Linked DNA regions of Homo sapiens: region 1 is linked to region 2. Evidence: chromatin loops called from intact Hi-C (ENCODE). Cell type or tissue: sigmoid colon. All regions are shown on one strand. Region 1 overlaps DNAJC13 (DnaJ heat shock protein family (Hsp40) member C13). Region 2 overlaps NPHP3 (nephrocystin 3).

The links. A loop is a pair of places that touch in the nucleus more often than their neighbours do. Peaks named below come from ENCODE experiments on the same cell type or tissue, not always from the same donor. Only the 100,000 strongest peaks of a DNase experiment are listed, where the experiment ranks them.
Region 1: it touches region 2 in a loop (2.8-fold over the local background); 9 of 110 quality-filtered maps call a loop at or near these places.

Annotation. Positions count from the first base shown.
Region 1 is chr3:132,511,367-132,519,366 of GRCh38, forward strand. It overlaps DNAJC13 (DnaJ heat shock protein family (Hsp40) member C13), which reads left to right. Exons shown (of 56, transcript NM_015268.4): 45 at 1,642-1,733; 46 at 3,205-3,304; 47 at 5,056-5,130; 48 at 5,338-5,450. Among named protein-coding and RNA genes, the nearest start is that of ACKR4, 82 kb to the right of the region's middle. In sigmoid colon, no CTCF peak of the experiment used is centred here; no DNase peak of the experiment used is centred here.
Region 2 is chr3:132,690,199-132,698,198 of GRCh38, forward strand. It overlaps NPHP3 (nephrocystin 3), which reads right to left. Exons shown (of 27, transcript NM_153240.5): 14 at 7,062-7,164; 15 at 6,533-6,615; 16 at 4,629-4,767; 17 at 2,456-2,620; 18 at 994-1,088; 19 at 330-452. NPHP3-ACAD11 (NPHP3-ACAD11 readthrough (NMD candidate)) reads right to left here. Exons shown (of 45, transcript NR_037804.1): 13 at 7,062-7,164; 14 at 6,533-6,615; 15 at 4,629-4,767; 16 at 2,456-2,620; 17 at 994-1,088; 18 at 330-452. Among named protein-coding and RNA genes, the nearest start is that of NPHP3-AS1, 28 kb to the right of the region's middle. RefSeq lists enhancers at 2,831-3,332, 3,333-3,832. In sigmoid colon, no CTCF peak of the experiment used is centred here; no DNase peak of the experiment used is centred here; H3K27ac peaks cover 326 bases.

The DNA of each region.
Region 1 (8,000 bases), 180 kb before region 2:
CATTACAGGGAATTGACCCTGTAATAGTTTTACAATAAAAGTTAAGCTGGGGAGAGAGGTCAAGGCACTATGTTTAGAAAAATTCATGTCTTTATGAGAACATGTGTCTAAATGAGTTGAAAAGGCAGAATAGTTTGATAGTATAAAATTTCACATTGATGTCTTAAGTTAACATATCAAGTATAAGTGCTTGAATTAGATTTATTTAATAATAAGTGATCTAATTTTTGCCTCCTTTCTGGTCCCTAACCAGTGCCATGTGCATATGGGCACTGATGTTTTTCAAAAATTGCCTGAAGTTTTTGGTGTATAAAAATTGAAATAAAGATATGAGAGTTCCTACTCTTAATCATCTTTAAGAGGACATTTCCAAAAACATTACTCTAGCCTGACTCCAGGGAGATGGATGAGTGAAAATGTAACAGCTTCTCTCAACTCTAACTTAGATAATAAATATAGAACATAAACCTAAAATGATACAAATTCAATTTAAATTACTCGATCTTTTAAAATAACATTGAACATTACCTTTCAAGTACATTTTTACTCTTCTTAGTATGTATTAAAGTACTGTTAAAATTCTGACTTTTGGGTTATTGCCAAAAAGTTATTTAAATAAAATAACAGTAATTAAATATTGGGAAAATTACGCATTTACAAGATGTACATTGGGATGTTATTAAAGACAGTGTTATAAAATCTGAAGAAAACTTGTCTTTTATTTGGAGTTGTCAAAGTGTCGAATATTACTAGTGGTATGTTAGGTACAAAGAAATTGTAGCAGAGCAGACTATTGATTTGGAACTTGTAAAGAGTTGAAGAAAGGCCTGTGCAGAAATCCTTCTGATAATATCCATCAAGTTTATTAGAATTAACTCTCTCGTAATTTAGAAGTATGGTTTGTGTGTCATTGATGTATTTGACAGTTATTCCCTATCAATAAGTGGTTTGAAAATGAATTTAAAAGCAACATATTTATAGAATATTCTCAGACTCTTTAAGTTGAAGGAGTCTTACTGAGCTATCTTAAGAATCCTCAAAAGATAAGAAATTACACTGTATGTTTTACTACCATATAGAAGAGGAAGAATATGCTGAACAAAACGGAAGTAAATATATGGGATTAGGATTTGAGGTGGGTAGGAATGGAAATACCATTTCATTTTATGTATTTTCACAAGGAGTGCTTTGTATATTCATACCAGTTTGTTTGTATTATAGTTAAGTGGCAGAGTTCTAACCTAGTCTTATTTAAAAGCCAAATCATGTCAGAGTCTCCCAGAATATAATTAGGTTGAGGGGGGTAACCCTAAGGTCTAGAGGTAGAGTGAAATTACTACCTTACACTTTAGATTTTTGAGCTATATTTGGATTGTTTATTTGATAAAGGTCTTAGCCTGAGGGTTAGGGGTGGGGATGGGAATGAAAACAAAGTAAACCTAAAAAGCTCTAACACCTTACATTTTGCCTTTTAAGACTTATTGTTCCTTAGAGGTCCTCCACTTACTTCATGTCACAGATGTTTAGAACCAGTTATCAGAGACTTAAAATTGACAGTAAACAACAGTGTATATCGGTTTTCTGAAGTTAAATAATTTCAAACATCTCCTGGAAGTAAACCATTTTATTCTTATTCTCTAGGTTCTGAGAGTGAATGCATTGGGCACTTTAAGTTGATATTTTCTCTTCTCCGAGTTCATGGAGCTGGTCAAGTGCAGCAGTTGGCTTTAGAGGTAAAAGCGTTTTGTACTAAAGCGTGTTGCCTTTCCTACCACTTACCATGTGTAATTTGAGTCTCTATCAGTCATTGTCTGAAGTTGAAGTGTGCTTTTTTGTTGCATCATTTTGCCTATTAAGACACATCAATATTTTTTGAAATTTGAATTAACATGCTCAATTTGAAGAGTGAATATTGCACAATTGCACAATGTCGTTCTAAGTGGTTCTCTTTCTGTTATGCGTTAGGGCTTGGGATAGTGTTGTACAGTGTCAGGTATGAGTTAAGAATGGGCTTTACTGGGGAAGCTTAGAAGCCACACATCAGCAAGAAGATGATAGAGGGTTTCTGATTGCTGTGTTCCTATGGAGAGACATACTGAGGCCATATCTGTTGGCTACATACTGTGGGTTTGCATTTCAGAGGAGTGATCCTTGTCCCTCCCCCGCAGTTGAAACTCCCTTCTTACAAATCTAGTACAAGAGCTACCTTTTCTGTGAGGGTTACAGACAGACACCTGGGTATGCTGCTGTTATAGGAGTTGCCTAAAAAGGCCAACTGCCAGAACCCATGGGTCTTAAGAGTCCAAGAGAAGTTGGAGTCCCCTTGTTCAGGATATTGAAGCCACTGGTCCCATAGGATGCTGTTTAGATGTAGCCTTTTCTTCTGAGAGAAGCAAGAAGTCCCTAGTCACAAGTAGTTCTTTGCCCAGGCAACCGAGACTTCCCAGGATTATTTCTGAGATCTTGCTCTTTGTGACACACAGTTTATTGCAAAGAACACCAAATGCAACCCTGCAGTAACAGGTATATAGATGGTTTATGAATAATTTGTGTAACATGTTCTTAGATAACATTTTGGCTTAAAACAGATTTTTAATAGAATAAAAAAACTTTAAATTGGTCAAAGAGCTTAACAAGCAAGTTATTTAAATCGAAAAACATGTTTTCCTACTTAATTCCTTCAAGCATCTTGTAACTTTTTAAATAAACGTCATTAAATGTAGGATATGTTGCACTGAGACGCTGACCAATGATGTTTAGATGTATACTCTCAAAGATGTGAGTGGTCATCCTTTCTGAAAGAAAAACATACCTATTTCTTTATAATAGAAACATAACCCCAATCTATTGTGCAGGGTACTGAAGACATTTGCTTTTTTCCTCTAAAAGTAAGAGTCCCAGTAGTGAGAATCATTATTTTCCTAATCACCAGCCCCTATCCAAACTCTGTAATTGGAAAACACTATAGTATATACCTTAGTTCTGGAGCATGTATGGGTATAGGATTGAAGGCTTCTTAGAAACCTCAAGGTATTATTTCCAAAGAGATTAATAAAGGCAATCTTTTAAAATTAAACTCTTATCTAAAAACTAAATGTTTCATCCCCCAAACATTTGTCTCACTTGTACAGTCTATATGACCTAATTTGATTTAGGTTCAAAATTATTTCTGAAACTTTTACTATCCTGTTGATTAATTTTCAGGTTGTGAATATAGTGACATCTAACCAAGACTGTGTCAACAATATTGCTGAATCAATGGTTTTGTCCAGTTTATTGGCTCTTCTACATTCATTGCCATCAAGTATGTATACAGATGGAATTTTGGAAACCACAGCAAGATTAGCCCATGGAAAGGAGTTGTTGCATAGTTGATACAAAACCTCAAACAAATGTCATCTATGTTTAGTTTTAAAGTGTTATTTACACTAGATTTGTCTTCCTAATAATGTTTTACATACGTTACTGTCTTGCATTTCCTATGTCAAAAGTTGAAAGTTGGGGGTGAGAGAGGTCCAAAACCAAAGGAAAATAACCTGGGATTTTCAGTTTGTTGAGATCTACACATGGGTAATTGAGAATTAACTAATATTTCATGGTTTACTAAACATAAGTAATCTTGGATGATAGAAAACATGCTTAAGATACAGATGGCCTTGTATTCAGCTTAGTGTTCAAATCTGTGTACTTTGTCTTTTGCTGATTTGATATTAATAAGATAAAATACCAAGGTGGTTTAAAAAATATATCAACCTTATTTCCTGAACACAGCCTGCCCTAATCTATATAATTACCTAGTCTAATAGTTTATAGTTGTGCTAAAACCAACCCTGAGATTGCTTTTCAAAGGCAGGAATATTGAGTTTGTAGGCAATTACAATATAACTTCAAACTCAGCAATAACCAGAATACATTGCTTAGTTGGCTTTGCCAATCCCTTTGAAGTCACATTAATCTAGAATTCATGTCTGTCCACCTCCTTAAGAGAAGGAACCGTGTCGTTCATCTTATATACCAGTGGCTTGCTTATGTTTGGTGTTTATGTTTGGTAAATTGAGTTGAATTTCCATGGAAATTTTTTTTTTTCAATACATGATATGCTTGAAACAGGTCTTTAAAATGGCAGCTTTGTAAAGTCATTTGCAGATTGTTTTTATCATACCTGCAACCTTAGTTGGTTTTTCTTTTTTCTTGGTTTTCAGTAGCTTTGTGAGACTTCAAACAATGTAAAACTAAACTGGTTGGTGAAGTAAAGGATGTTATGGAACTCATAATTTTTAAAAGTGTAACTTTATACTTATATAGTCCAGTCAATATTTTAGTCTTACAGGGAAAATAGCTGGCATCCAGATATTTTAGCCTACTCTCTATCATTAAGACTTCAGACTAAATTATCTTACACTGTTTGCTAAGGTACATTGTTACTGTTCTTGTTGTTTTCATCTCAGCCTAATACTTTGCAGCCTCTACCTTATTTGCCAACACTTTATTCCTTTGGCAACCTGTCTGTCATTCCCATTTGACTCTAGAAGAGTTAAGTCCAGTAACCTATACTTGCATATAATATGGTAGTGACTGGGTGAGAGGCACACAGGCTTTGTCCAGAAGGATGCAATTATGTCTTAGAATGGAACCCGGTCTTACAACTGCTACTTCCTACTTTTTCCCTCAAGACAGTAGCACCAGGTAAAAATCTTAGATGCCTGATTAGAGTGTCCTCTGGGTGTCAGGAAATCAGATTTTTGGATGTGCAGTGCACAATGAGGTAGGAAGACAGGGTTTTATAGTGGTTATGAATATGGACTTTGGAGGCAGACCTGCATACAAAACTCAACTATACCACTTATTAGCTGTGAGACCTTGGGCCGGTTAAACTGGGCATCAGCTTCCTCACTCATAACATGGCCATGAAAATACCTGTCTCACTGGTTATTATGAGGATTAAATATGACATCCTGTGTAGAACATCTAGTTAAGTGCCTGGCACAGAGCTGGTGCCAAGTAAATATAAGCTAACCTGATGATGCATTCCTTGAAATGTCTTTTACTCTGCAGGTCGTCAGCTTGTTCTGGAAACTCTTTATGCTTTGACATCGAGTACAAAAATAATCAAAGAAGCAATGGCAAAGGGTAATGTATAGAGTGCTTTCTTAGCTAGTCATGTGCAATATAATGAAGCTTATTTTGAGCTGCATTTTACAGCCTGATAAACTAGAAGAATGCTTTGGAATGTTTACAGTTTTTAAAAACTACATTCAGTTGAAATATGGTTGAAAATGAATTCTGATTAGAAAAGTCAAATTCTTTATAAGCACTAATTATCTTTTTCCTTCATAGGTGCTTTGATCTATTTACTGGATATGTTCTGCAATTCAACACATCCACAGGTTCGAGCCCAAACAGCAGAACTTTTTGCCAAAATGACAGCAGATAAACTGATAGGTCCAAAGGTAGGCACAAAATAAGTTCTTGAAAGGAAATTAATTATTAAAGCATTGTTACTTTGATACTGATTTCAAGAAGTTTACTGAAATCTGAGATGGTGAGGATAAGGAAATGAGGTGATGTGAAAGTTGGAAAATTCACATTCCGGGAATTGTTCCTATGTATTACTGTTTGAGAAAACTAGAGTCAGGGCAGGCTGTACTGGAATTGAAAAGTCTTAAGAGAATGTTTGGATTAAGATACACTGTTCATCTCCCTCGAAGAGGGAACAAAAAGTATATCAAGACTATGACAGAAGATAGGTTAGACTTTCACACTACAAGGATTGGCCTGTGGAAATAACTAGTGAAGGAGATGGTGGTTTGTGTATTTTACATTCCACACCTGAATTATTAAGGACATGCCACCCTCAGCAGTGAATTCATATAGGGGCATGAGTGTAACAACACTTCTGGCTTCCAACTCTGCAGGGAGATCTTTTATTCCAAATCTGGAGATAACCGGATGATCTCTGGATCCATGGTCCAGTTTGGAGAGCAGGATACCTGTTAAAACAATAGTTCTGAATAGAATTTCATTCAGGTGCAAGTGGTATCAATGTCCCTTTATTTTGTTACTAAGTCAGTTTCACAAGTAGTACTCACTGAAGAGTCCTCTGTGCCTGCCCACAAAGCAGCCCCTTAGTCATAGGGAGAACATGAAATAAAGGCTCAGGAGTCCTACTTTCAGAGTTTGATTCAGTAGATCTAGGGTGGGGCCCAGGAGTCTCCATTCTTAACATGCTTCCAAAGTGATTCTTTTGAAGCCTATTCGGACTGATATTTAGGGATCATTATTCAAGCAAGTCCACAAAGGCACTTTGGGTAAGGAGGAGGCTAAGATCCCCTACCTCTATCTAAAGCCAGGGTGGCTTCCTTTGTACACATTGTGCCTCCATGTAAAGTTCAGTTTGAAAAAAAAAGTCCGAGGCTAATTAAACACTTTTTACATTAATAAAACAAATTGGATTCAGTTGTTTTCTTGCTCGATCTCTCAGTCTAGGTATTGAGAATCTGTCATAGGACCTGAAACAGTTTTACTTTAGTAATAAGTTAATAGTCTTCTGCAGGGTTGATGAGACAAGCAAGATTACATTTGGAAGCCTACAGGAGGGTCTATAAAATAGTTAATATTGAATTTCCTTAAAGCTAGAGCTAGGTAGCACATAACTGTAATATCTAATATTAGTTATTTTTTCTTTATTAATTTTTTTTATTTATTATTATACTTTAAGTTTTAGGATACATGTGCACAACGTGCAGGTTTGTTACATATGTATACATGTGCCATGTTGGCGTGCTGCACCCATTAACTCGTCAATAGTGTTTTAGACGCTTAAGTATGTACTGGAATTGACTGAGCTCTTTGGTTATATTTCTGACCTTTGAAATACGTGAGGGACAAATTTTATCAAGCTGACTGTTTTTACACTTAAACTTTCTGTATAGACAAAACACAAGTATCAACACCTTAATTGCAAGAGATTCTAGAACCGGGGTCGGTAAATTTTTTTGTTTTTGAGACAAGGTCTGGCTCTGTTGCCCAGGCTGAAAGTGCAGTGGTGCAATCTTAGCTCACTGCAGCCTCTGTCTCCCAGACTCAAGCCATCCTCCCATCTCAGCCTCCCAAGTAGCTGGCACTACAGGCACGCACCACCACACCTGGCTAATTTTTGTATTTTTTTGTAGAGGTGGAAAGGTTTGGCCATGTTGCCCAGGCTGGTCTCAAACTCCTGAGCTCATGTGATCCACCCGCCTTGGCCTCCAAAAGTGCTGGAATTGCAGGGTGAGCCAGTGTGTCTGGCCAAATTTTTTTTTCCTTTTTGGTAACAGTTTTCTTGAGATATTAATATCATTGACATACCATACAGTTCACACATATCTAGTGTACAATTCAGTGGTTTTTAGTATATTCACAGATTGAGCGATCATAATCAATTTTAGGTTTGACTTTCATCAACCCAAAAAGAAACCCTATTTCTATTAGCAGTCACTGTCCATTCTTCCTTTCCCCTAGCACCTGACAACCACTGATCTATTTCCTTCTGGATAGATTTGCCGAATGCTGGGCATTGTATATAAATGGAATCATACTATGTATGGTCTTTTGTGACTGGCTTCCGTTGTTTTCATCTATGTTGTAGCAAGTGTTAGTAAATTTATTTTTATTGCCAAATAGTATTCTGTGTTTTGGTATCCATTTATCTCAATGGACACATGGATTGTTTCTATTTTTTGGCTCTGCTAAATTACACTACTGTGAACATTTGTGTACAGGTTTTTGTGTGGACATGTGTTTTTGTTAGGAGTGAAATTTCTGGGTCATATGGTAACATTATGTTAAACCTTTTGAGGAATTGTCAGATTGTTTTCCAAAGTAGCTCTACCATTTTCCATTCCCCTAGCAATGTATTTATCATCTTCTTCTCTAACGCTTGTTATATCTTTTATTACAACCATCCTAGTAGGTATGATGTGTTACATCATGGTTTCGATCTGCATTTCCCTGGTGGCTAA
Region 2 (8,000 bases):
TCAGATATCTGAAGGCCCAAAGAAGCAGACATTACGAACCACCTCTCTGAGTGGTTTAAATTTAGACATGCTTAAATGTAAGCATAAGATAAAAAGTTGAACCGAAATCATTCCAGCTCTGATTTCATAAAGCAGCAGTACTCTATGTTTTCCTCTTGGGAAAAGCAGATCTAATAGAGATTTGTAAATTGTCTCAAGATTTCTCCTACACTATTTGTATTTCAGATACTTAGACTAATTTTTAAATTAAAAATACCATTTTTTCTTTGTTAAACTGAACAACTTTAAATCTCTCTTTCTGGGGAAAGATGTTCTATAATGTTTCTTACCTTTTATAAAGGTTTTGAGACACAAAGAGATTAAGAAGGCAATCATGCAGCTTCTGTTTACTTCCCTGCTGCTGAAAAAGCCACGGGAGTTCATCTGCACTTCTCCAAGTCACTCTGTCCTGACTATCAAAAGAGAGGAGACAATATTCAATATCTTCCTACAATGAGACTGCTTCAAAAAGGCTTCAGGCAAATGTCAAAGGAAGAAAAATATTTAACATATATCTCTGATTCTTTAAGTATAATTTAATACTAAAAAAGTTAGGTCAAAATCAGAGACTTTACCAATCTAAGAAAATAAATTCAGTGATATGCAGAACCATCAACCAAACTCTAAAAGTATTTTCCTAAAATTGAACTATTTAAAAAAACACTCAATGGACCCGTATATACACATACAGATACATGGACACAAACTATTGGAATAAAATAAAAATAATAAAATGATCCTACATTGATTTTCCTTGTTTAAACTTTTAGCATAATATTAAAAGACAAAATCATCTTTTGCTCTTTTGACATTAACAGAATAGGGAGAGGATTTAATCTTTTTTGTAATAATTAAGTTTTTGTACTTTAAGTTGTAAGCTAAGAAACAGAAATAAGGACACAAAGGTAGTGTGTTGCAGAAGTTACAGAAGAACAACAGGAACATTTACAATACCTTAGCTGCAAGGTGAAATAGTTGATTAGCTTTTGCCTGTATGAAGAAGTAACAGTGGGGCCTTCCAGGTACTCCAATCTCACTGTTTCCCAAGCCTAGGGAGAAAAAGAAGAAATACTGAGTTCTATTTCACGTAAGTCACTGTACATCTAACAAGAGATTTGCAAAAAAGAATTTATAATTATTCCTATTTTATAGCTGTATAATAGAAATGTCACTTAAATGTTTTTAAATTTAGGACATATTTATTTGATAAACTGTTACTAGAATAAAAATTTCTGTACTAATATTTATAAGCTCAAAACACAATTTAATTCAAACTTTAGTTAATACATTAAAAATCTCAGAAGTGTGGAATGAAAAGTTACTAAAAAGAATAAATTATATTCAAACAATACACAATAAAGAAAGGAAAAAGGCTGTGAAATTGCAAACATTTCACATCTACAAATATGATACAGCATACTCAAATGTAAGACTTCATTTACAATTGTATATATATATAAATCAACCATGGCATTGCAGATGATAGGAATTATTTTAGCCAAAACTTCCTAAAGATTTACTTCTATGTGCTAAACATCTTTCTAGTACCTCACAAGGACCAAGAACGACCTCAATTAATTTGCTTCACAACCCCTTTCATAAACTGCCAAAGTCCGCCTGGGGCTTAGATCTTGCCCAAGTTTAGATAGGCATTAATCCATGAAAAGGAGGCTGACTGGCTTACAGAGTCCAAACTCTTAATACATATACAGTCATGTGCACATAACAATGTTTTGGTCAACAACAAACTGCATACATGATGATGATCCTATAAAATTATAATGAAGCTGCCCTATACAGGCATACCGTTTTAAAACTTTCATACCACATTTTTACTGTAACTTTTCTGTATTTAGATACACAAATACTTACAGTTACACACAGTATTCAGTACAGTAATATGCTGTGCAGGTTTGTAGCCTGGGAGCAATAGGCCATACCATATAGCCTCCATGTGTGGTAGGCTGTACCATCTAGATTTGTGTAAGTACGCTCTACAATGCTCACACAATGATACAATCACCTAATGATGTGTTTCTCAGAACATATCCCCATTGTTAAGCAATGCATGACTGTATAATAATACCGCAATTCAATGAAACATAATTGAAAAAGACTTTTTTTCTCTTCAAGAAATAAACTACCTTTAAGAAACTTTTTTTGATCTTTTGTGTCTGACTTATTTTTTAATTTTAAAAATTGTATTGTGGTAAGACCACTTAACGTGAGATCTACCCTCTTAATAAATTTTTAAGTGTACTACAGTATTGTTAACTATAGGGACAATGTTGTATAGCAGATCTTTAGAATTTATTCCTTTGGCAGAAATAATCTTGCCACTGCACTCCAGCCTGGGTGACAGAGAAGACCCTGTTTCTTAAATAAATAAATAAAAAGATGCCTAAAATAACATTACCTGCAGATGTTGAAACCTAAGCAAGCCACATCCATAAGTCAACAAACACATTTTGTATAAACTGTGAATAAGGGAGGTCAAGAAAGTCCAGGACATCTCAGGATAGAGTTCCATCAGTTCTGATTCACTCACACCATTGTGACTAACATTGACAAGGCAGAGGATCTAGGTAGAAAAACAAATTAACAGTAATCATAAAGCACCTGTATAAGTAACTAACGGCCATTAAAAGTTCCATAATTCTTTTAAGGCTATTTCTTTTTACCAAAACTTATAATTCAAATGATTTAATAAATCAAGAAACAGATTTATTAAAACACACTGTCCAAAAGACATTAATGAAGATTAAGATAGTGTATATATAAAATCTAGCACACCAAAGATAACACTCTTACAGAAAAAAGTACAGTGAAAATTAAAACTGCATAAAATGTATTATTATAATTAATGGCAGAATTCCAATTCCAGGAAGACAGTGGAAGAAAATAGCCCTCCTATTATAAACACGTATGAATATCAGACACATTTCTAAAAGCACAGTTTTTAGATAAATAAAGGGAAATCCTCCAACTGCCAAAAATGAATAGGAAATTGAAGTCAGAGTGTAAAGGGCTGGAACTGCTGGCTATGGGGGCAGTGGAGCTAGAGGACAGGCAGCATCCCCCAGTAAGAGCTCAGGTTTTCACAGCCACAGTGGGATGGAAGGTGAGCCCTTAAGCTGTGTGAGGCAAGGAGGTAGAATTAGATTTCTTGTCAACACCAGGATCTTTGAAGGGCTTTGAAGGACCTTCACCCTCAGTGAAGGGGTGCATGAGAAAAACATTAGCCCACAGACGTGGAGAGAATACGAGGAAGCTTGTGGGCTTGGAGTGGGCTGAGAAGTCCAAACCCTGGGAACCACCAAGCTGAAAAGTTAACATAAAAATAGATCCAGGTTCGGCAGGGCGCAGTGGCTCACGCCTGTAATTCCAGCACTTTGGGAGGCCAAAGTGGGCAGATCACGAGGCCAGGAGATCGAGACCATCCTGGCTATCACGGTGAAACCCCATCTCTACTAAAAATACAAAAAATAAGCTGGGCGTGGTCGTGGGTGCCTGTAGTCCCAGCTACTCGGGAGGCCGAGGCAGGAGAATTGCTTGAACCCGGGAGGCGGAGCTTGCAGTGAGCCGAGATCGCGCCACCGCACTCTAGCCTGGGCGACAAGGCGAGACTCTGTCTCGGGAAAAAAAAAAAAAAAATGAGGTTGCTAGATATATATTTTCAAAAACCAAAATTGAATACATCAACAAAAAACTACAATGTTATTTTAATTACATAGCACTTAATTCTAAAAATATATATATGGAAAATTAGACAAGGCAATTGTGAAGGATAATAATAAAAGGAGGTTTACCCAAGTAACTACCAAAGCTTACTTTAAAGTTCTAACAACTAAGCAGTATGGTACTGGCAAATAATAGGCAAAATCAGAACAGAAGAGCCTAGAAACAGACCCACATTTATTTGTGAGCTTGATATTTGTCAGTTGGCATTGCAAATGAGCAGAAGAGATGTATTATTTAGTAAAAAGAACAATTAATTATCCATATGACAGAGGATTAAAAAATAGAATCCTTCCTCACACAATAAACAAAAAGATATCAACAAGAGTTAAGGACTTCACACACGAAGAAAAAACTATAAAACTTTTTGAAGGAAATTATGTGTGTGTGTGTGTGTGTGTGTTTACACACACACACACATATATATATGAAACAAAGCTTTGTATAATGAATGAAACATAATGAATGATACCATACAGTTAAAAGACAAGAAACAAACAGGAAAAAGACATTTATTTGCAAATTTTCTAATAAAGGATTTGTTTTCAGTATGCAGAACATTTAAGACACCTACAGATCGATAAGGAAAAGACAAATGACCCAATTAAAAAATGGGTAAAGACCTGAACCAGCAATTCAGAAAAAAAGGATAGCCAATAACATGAAAAGATGATAAATCTCAATGATAATCAGGTAAACACAAATTTCCACAAGCACACTATGGCTATCAGCATTCCTGCATATGCCTGAAACATATTTAAGCACAAATTTTAAAAGAATTGTTATTTATTTCCATTCACACACACACAAAGCAAACTAACATTCCTTTTTATAAGTTTATTACATTCTACCTGCTTCATTAGCTCTTTATCCACATCATTTGCCATGGACTCCCGGATAGAGTGCAGAACAAGTCTATATAATGAAAGAGTATCTTGACACTGGAAACACTGATGAAGGATTTTATCTAAATTGCCTGCTCTCCCAGCACTGTTGGAATCGAGAAGAGATTTAATTTCTTACAGATTGCCAACATCTGTGAAAATTTTGAGATCGATTAAAAACAACGTGAACTCTATTTTTTGTACTGCAACCAATAACAAATTCAATAAAACATGATAAAGGAAAGTGGTAGTTTTATGGGGCTGCTAGAGTCATTGGGTTTATTTTACTATATATAATTTAATTCAGTGCAATAAACATGCTGAAATCTATTATTTGTTAAGCAATTACTATGCATTATGGAACATAAAAATGAGTCAGACACGGTTCTTATTATCCAGAAGCATGCCACCTACATACAGGAAGCAGGGAAACGATGATAAGTATTGTTAGTTAGCCATGCAAATTAAATTTGTGTGGAGCCAGAATTTTGAAAACACAAGGCTAAAGAAAATCATTAAATAGGGGGGTATGTTTTAAAAGATTACACAATATTTACCAGTTTTTAAAAATAATATAAAGATGTACAAAGAGAAAAAACAAAGGGTCCATAGTCTCTTTAAAATAGGTACTTTCAAAAATAAAAACAGTAAAATACTTTCAATGAACATTATTAAATGTATGAAAAATTACTCACACTCTTGAATCATACTCATTGTATCACTGATGTTCACAGAGGCCAGATGTGTTGCTACAACTAACAGTGGAAAAGGACAGTGGAAATATCACAGGCAGGCTGGGTACAGTGGCTCACATGCTGTAATCCCAGCACTTTGGGAGGCTAAGCAGGTGGATTGCTTGAGCCCAGGAGTTCAAGACCAGCCTGGCAATCATGGCAAAACCCCGCTTATACTAAAAATACAAAAATAAGCCAGGCATGGTGGTGTGCTCTTGTAGTCCCAGCTACTCAAGAGGCTGAGGTGGGAGGATCGCTTGAGTCTGGGAGGCAGAAGTTACAGTGAGCCGAGATCAAGCCTCTGCTCTCCAGCCTGGGCAACAGAGAGTGAGACACTGTCTCAAAAACAAAAACAAAGATGAAATATCATGGGCAATGTAAAGTTTCAGAAGATTTTTTTATTTCAAATTTGGTTCTCAAGATGAGAACATGGAATAAAGAGACAAGAAGTACTAGATTCGGTGTCTGGAAATATGTGTGCTAGAATTGCCATCTATTGCAATGAATAACAAAAAATGTATTAATCTTTTTTTTTTTTACCTCAGATTGAGAAAAGACAAAGTAGAGTGATGCTATACTGAAGAAGAAATAAAAGTAGTAAAACATTCTAACGGTTGAGAATAGATAGAATAGGGTAAAGCTATACTGAGGAAATAAAAGTAGTGATACTCTAATGCTTATCTAAAGGCAGATTACTAATGGATATCTAAAATAGAACTATTTTTATAATTAAAAAGTTTATCAGGACTTGAGAACAGAGACAATTAAAAATTCATATCCATATATCTACCTCCTGATATTCAAAGATACCTGAAATAATATTGTAACCCTCAGTTGTTTCCTTCACTTTCCCAAAGCTAGGGGCCACAAATGAGGGTGAGGATGGCTTTCTTTTGCAACCTCCAATAGGGAACAGATTAGTGTGAAGAAAATTAGACAAATCTATCAAGTTCTGACAATCATGGACAGTAGGCACCTGTAAGCCATGTTCTCACAAATGTTAGTATCACTATTCAAATAAAATCTGAGTGGCTCAACAGACTGGTGTAGTGATCAGTTCTCAGTTTTGCAGGGTGAGAAAGGGTCTGCAGCAAACACAAAACATGCAGAAGATCATGTAAAATAATCACCACTCACCGCGCGATCATTTTGCCGAAAAGGGTGACATAAAGGGCATTGCAGGTTGTAGCAGAACGACAGTGTCGTTCTAGCTTCTTCTCCTGCACCAGTTTACCAAGAAAAACAAAACAGAAATACAAAAACCACCCTGGAATTAAGCGGTCTTTACTACCCAGCCATCAACAAGTACCCCGACAGAAATAACACTATTGCTGCCATCCGTGACATCACAACATGCAGTGGTGGCTCCTCGGCTGTGGGCAGCCTTCCAACTGCAGACCACAGATATGGCCAGTATGAAAATGCTCTTTTGCTTTTAAAATACCTGCTTAATATTATATACTAAAGTCAACCTTAAGACCAAAATCTTTTTATTGCTTCTTTTCTACCTGTCATTAGTTTAAGAGGCAATACATTTACCAAAGTAATTACTAAACTCCAGTTTTCCTTATAACAGATCCCCTATATTGAATTTTAAGTCTCACATAAGATGTTTCATAGGAAAGATGAGAGAGTAAAAGATTGCATCAAAATGAAAAATACACACCTGCTCTTTACTCAATTTAATGTCTACAGAGTGGCATTCTGCAATTATAATAGATTTTGCATCTTTTGGACTTAAGGGATCAAGATGAAGTGTAGGCCACAACCTTTTATGTAAAGAAAAGAAAAATGAAATTTTAATAATACAACAAGAACTGTAATTACCCATAACACAATTTAAAATCCACCACAGGAATTAACACTTTATACTGCTTTTGTAAAATAAGCAAAACTAATGTCTATTAATCATATTAAGTAATTAATATATCTTATTCTAATATGTGTATCATTACTTTGAGCAATGAATCACAACAAACAGTGTTATAAAATAAACAGTATATACATTAGATAGTTACATGGTAAAACATTTCTAGTTCTATGTTCCATACTATCAGTAAAACTAAGCATAGGTATGAGTATCTATGAGGAGTGGCATCAGACACAATTATTGTCCACAAGCACTTGTAATGCAACTGAAATTTAACTATTACAATATACATTCTTGATATGGTACTGAAAATTGCATTTGTGGGGGAGTGAAAAAACTTACTCTTTTTATGTATAAAGTACACATAGACACATATATCTATATACACAAGCTGATATACAATATGTGTGTGGTATTAAAATTTCTTGGGGGAGGCAATTACAAATAAAATGTCTAAAATGGCTCCTTATAGGAGCAAAAACAGGTTGAGAAACACTGCTCCATGGGATCCAATTGCTCTACTTTTTTTTTTTTTTGAGGCAGAGTCTCGTACTGTTGCCTAGGCTGGTGTGCAGTAGTGCCATCTCGGCTCACTGCAACCTCTGCCTCCCAGGTTCAAGTGATTCTCCTGTCTCAGCCTCCCAAGTAGCTAGGATTACAGGCGCCCACCACCACGCCTGGCTAATTTTTTATATTTCTAGTAGAGGCGGGGTTTCACTGTTGGCCAGGCTGGTC